Linked DNA regions of Homo sapiens: region 1 is linked to region 2. A link is a loop called in an ENCODE intact Hi-C map of the cell type or tissue named here. Cell type or tissue: heart right ventricle. All regions are shown on one strand.

The links. Hi-C counts contacts between places; a loop is a spot of excess contacts. Peaks named below come from ENCODE experiments on the same cell type or tissue, not always from the same donor. Only the 100,000 strongest peaks of a DNase experiment are listed, where the experiment ranks them.
Region 1: it touches region 2 in a loop (5-fold over the local background); 1 of 110 quality-filtered maps calls a loop at or near these places.

What each region holds. Positions count from the first base shown.
Region 1 is chr15:98,926,170-98,928,669 of GRCh38, reverse strand. All of the region lies in intron 13 of IGF1R (insulin like growth factor 1 receptor), which reads right to left. Among named protein-coding and RNA genes, the nearest start is that of PGPEP1L, 80 kb to the left of the region's middle. In heart right ventricle, no CTCF peak of the experiment used is centred here; no DNase peak of the experiment used is centred here; H3K27ac peaks cover 2,358 bases.
Region 2 is chr15:98,636,312-98,638,811 of GRCh38, reverse strand. No RefSeq gene overlaps it. Among named protein-coding and RNA genes, the nearest start is that of IGF1R, 11 kb to the left of the region's middle. In heart right ventricle, no CTCF peak of the experiment used is centred here; no DNase peak of the experiment used is centred here; H3K27me3 peaks cover 1,863 bases.

The DNA of each region.
Region 1 (2,500 bases), 290 kb before region 2:
GGGAGAGGAGAGAAGGGAGTCGAGGGAACCTCCCCAAGGGAAAACTTGTTTATGATATGCTTTCCTTGGGGGTTGTGGGGAAATGGCTTTCCTAGAAAATGATGATACTGGAGAGAAGTCAGGGCCAGCTCACAAGGGACCCAGCCCAAGCTAAGCAGTTTCACCCTCATTCTGCAGATTAAAAGGAGTCAGCGAAAGCTTTCAGGCCCAGCAGTGAACTGATCAGATTCGCGTTCCAGGGAAATGGCTGTGCTGAGGACAGACGGAGGGACCTGGCAGTAAGAGAAGGCACTGTCATGTCTTGGAGAATTGGGGGGACATGCCATGTCTCCAGGGCATGCTCTGCATTACCCAGTTCAGACCTACAAAGAAGTCACTGATCCTTGTCTTTACACCAGGCAGACTCACAGAGATGATCTGGCTTGGTAAGTCATGGCCCCAGGATGAGGCTCATACAGTATGACAGCTCATACCATCCCCCCAAGGCGAGTGACCTGGAGTCTGAGCTGTGGCGGTGCTGGTGGTGACAGAGGGCTGGATTCCAGAGACATTTAAGAGGCAGAATCCATGAGGCTTGGGTTGGAATGAAAAAGGGGTGGCTGAACAGAAAGAAGAGTGAAGGATGCTGTGAGGTTCCTGGCTTGGGTAACAAATGGATTACAAGACCACTGACTGAGCTAAGGAGCAAAGGAGAGAAGAGGCCTTTCGAGGGCAACAACTGTGATTTTGGTTTTGGCACAAGGAATCTGAGACCTCTCTGGGACGTCCAAATACAGATGTCTATGTGGAAATGGGCCTGGAATCACTGGGGATCAAGTAAACATTAATCGTAAGTCCCCTATCAATGATTATTTTGCCATGGAAAACTGTGATCATGGTTACTCTTTAAAGACTACTACAGCTATTTTAATTTTTAAAATTAGAAGTATTTTAATCGAAGAAAGAAATATTTTTATTGATATTGTAGCTCTCAAAATGGATGCAGGCTCCAGCATTTTGCAATTCCTAAAAACACTCAGAGGTGATCATTACCAACGGAAAGCTGGCAGATTTTTCTTTCTTCCCCCAAGGCCCTTATATCACTGTTTATATCACTTATACTACTGGTCAGGCTGTACTGTGTTCTTTTTGAGTTTCACATTTCAACAGGGACATGGAGAAAATGGAACACATCCAGAGAATAACAAAAATGATTAAATGGCTAGGAAACTGGTGTATGATATTGGGCTACAAGAAAAGGCCAAAAGACCTGAGATTATTTCATCTGGAAAAGAGAAGTCTGAGGAGTAATTTAATAGTATTCAGGCACACAAGGAGTTCCTAAAAGGAAGGCAGTTGCCTGAAAGCTTCCAAACCTTCCATCTCCTCTGAGGATTAAATAAGAGGAAATGAGACTAAACTGTAGCAGGACAGAGTCTTGTCTGACATAAGGAAAAATTTCTCAACAGTAAGGCCAGCACGCAGATCCAATTTCCCTGCAGTACGTGATAACATCTGCTGGAAAAATTCTATCAGAAGGACTCCCGATTTCCCACTGGCATCCTGGCACTTACAAGGTTAAAAATGGAGCAGCAAAGCCAGACAGGAACATGTCATGTCACCAAAACAAGCTGAGTTCACTCAACCCCAGAAGCCAAGGTTGCTGTTTCACAGATCACAGACCCCCAAACTAGGATCTGTTTCTAGGAGATGGAGGGGAGGAAAAAGAGGAGGGAAGGAGGCTGGGGAAAGATAGAAAGCAAGCAAGCCACTACCCTGGACAAGGCTGCAGGAATATTATGAAGCTTCTGGGTGCTGCAAAGGTGGCATAGACTAACTGGTGAGACTAGGTTAACTGGACTAGATGGAACAATTCAGACTATTTTAATTGACAAAATTATCTGCCTAAACATCCATTTACCCCTAAAAACCTGAACCCAGGAACAGTGCCAGGCACATAAAATGTTGGCTCAAGATTTGCAGTTCTATTCACCCCATCCTGCTTTTGCTGTCTGTATTAGGATTTTCAGATATCACAAACAGATTAGAATATCTGGTGCTGACCAGGTGACTACTGGAGATCTTTTTTAAAATTAATTAATTTTAATATACAAATAAAAATTGTATATTTATCATGTACAACATATTGTTTTGAAATATGCATACATTGTAGAACAGCTGAATGAGCCTAATTAACATATGTATTACATCACATTTTTTTGTGTGTGGTGAGAACACTTAAAATCTATTGTCTCAGCAATTTTTAAGAATACATCATTATTACTGTCATCATGTACAATATATCTATTGAACTTATTCCTCCTATCTAACTGAAATTTTGTATCCTTTGACTAACATCTCCCCAAATCTGCTCCCTCACCCTCAGCCCCTGGTAACCTCCATTCTACTCTCCATGAGCTTAACTTCTTAGATTCCGCATTATCAGAAAGATCATGTGGTATTTCTCTTTCTGTGTCTGGCTTATTTAACTTAACATCATGTCCTCCAGGTTCATCCAGGT
Region 2 (2,500 bases):
GCCTCCCAAAGTGCTGGGATTACAGGTGTGAGCCACCGTGCCCAGCCTCAATTTATAATTTTTTAAGAAGAAAAATAAATGCTGCTAAGAAATGCTTCAACTTATTACAGCATCCAGACCAAAGGTGCAGACTATTTACAAAGCAGACATTTGCAGGGAGAAGAAGTTTCATGTCATGATCCATTCCCAGCACAGACCTCTCTACAGGGCCAGGACATGCTTGTCTTGTGCCCTTCCAGGGGGCATTCATGGAAACACAGGCCAAATGTCCCTTCAGAACAGGTCTGTGAAACCCAGTTGTGAGGGATAAAGAGCACCAAGTCCAGGACACAGTGGGAGGGGATCCTTGAAGAAAATTAGGTGGGAGGAGGAATCACGTAACATAAGCTAAAGAGAAAAGCGAGATTGGAAACATTCACTTCAAACAGCAATTTTTCACCTTTTTCAATAGTGAGCCTCTTTGAGACTCGAATGTGGGCAATGGATGCTCAGCTCAGGAAAACATTCCAATAGATCAAACAGCACAAAAACTGTTCCCTCCTCTGAGCCCATACTTGGGCCTCAGGTTAAGAAAGCTTCATGTATACTGCATGAATGCCGTGTGTGTGTGTGTGTGTGTGTGTGTGTGTGTGTGTGTGTGTGTGTTTGGAGTAGGACTAGGGGTAACCAAGTCTGAAGGCTACACTACTTCAGCCCTGTTCTTTTCAGAATGGTCAGGATCTGTCACTAACAGTTCACTTTGTTTGTTTGTTTAGAAACAAGGTCGCTGGGCGCGGTGGCTCATGCCTCTAATCCCAGCACTTTGGGAGGCTGAGGCGGGTGGATCACGAGGTCAGGAGTTCGAGACCAGCCTGACCAACATAGCAAAACCCTGTCTCTAATAAAAATCCAAAAATTAGCTGGGCATGGTGGCACACACCTGTAATCCCAGCTACTCAGGAGGCTGAGGCAGGAGAGTTGCTTGAACCCAGGAGGTGGAGGTTGCAGTGAGCCGAGATCGTGTCACTGCACTCCAGCCTGGGAAACAGCAAGACTCCATCTCAAAAAAAAGAAAAAAAAGAAAAAAAAGAAACAGGTCTTGCTCTGTCGCCTAGGCGGGAGTGCAGTGGCACAATCATAGCTCACTGCAGGCCAGGCACAGTTGCTCATGCCCGTAATCCCAGCATTGTGGGAGGCTGAAGTAGGAAGATCATGTGAGGCCAGGAGTTCAAGACCAGCCTAGGCAACGTACCAAGACCCCATCTTAACAAAAAACTAAATAAATAAACCAGACAAAATGGCTCAGGCCTGTAGTCCTAGCTACTTAGGAGGCTGAGTTGGGAGGATGGCTTGAGCCAAGGAGTTCAAGGCTAAAATGAGCTATGATGGCACCACTGCCTGGGTGACAGAGTGAGACCCTGTCTCTTTAAAATAAAATAGCTCACTGTGGCCTCAAACTCCTAGGTTCAAGGAATCATCCCACCTCAGCCTCCCAAGTAACTGGGACTGCAGGCACACCACCGTGCCCGACTAATTTTAAAAGATTTAAAAAAAAAAAAAAAAAAAAAGACCAGTTGCCTGGGCAACTGGCCTGAAACTCCTTGCCTCAAGTGATCCTCCTGCCTCAGCCTCCTGAGTAGCTCAGACTACAGGCAAGAGCCACTGCACTCAGTTTGCCAGTTTGTTTTTATGGTTACCTCCTATTTATAGCGAATAGCAAGTAATAATGGTTTTCTATTTATGAAAATAATAACTTTTTTTAAAAAATGAATCTAGGGTTTTTTTAAAATTTATTTTATTTTATTTTATTTTTGAGACGGAGTCTCACTCTGTCGCCCAGGCTGGAGTGCAGTGGCACGATCTTGGCTCACTGCAACCTCTGCCTCCCCGGTTCACGCCATTCTCCTGCCTCAGCCTCCCGAGTAGCTGGGACTACAGGCACCCACCACCATGCCCAGCTAATTTTTTGTATTTTTAGTAGAGACGGGGTTTCACCGTGTTAGCCAAGATAGCCTCAATCTCCTGACCTCGTGATCCGCCCGCCTCGGCCACCGAAAGTGCTGGGGTTACAGGCGTGAGCCACCGCACCCGGCCAATTTTTATTTATTTTTTATTTGAGATGGTGTCTTGCTCTGTTGCTCAAGCTGGAGTGCAGTGGCACGATCATAGCTCACTGCAGCCTCAAACTCTAGCCTCAGGCGATCCTCCTACTCAGGCGATCCTCCTACTTCAGCCTTTCAAGTAGTTAGGATCACAGATATGCACCACCATGCCCGGCTGATTTTTTTTTTTTTAAGAGACGGGGTCTTGCTGTTGCCCAGGTTGGTCTCGAACTCCTAGGCTCAAGTGATCCACCCACCTCAGCCTCCCAAGACGCTGAGATTACAGGCATGAACCACCGTGCCTGGCCAGTTTTATTTTTAATAAAATCAATTTAAAGAAACATATGAAGTGACATTTGGAACAGGAAAAAAACTGAAGTTTCAGAAACCGGTATGAAGAGAGATGTCTTGACTATGGT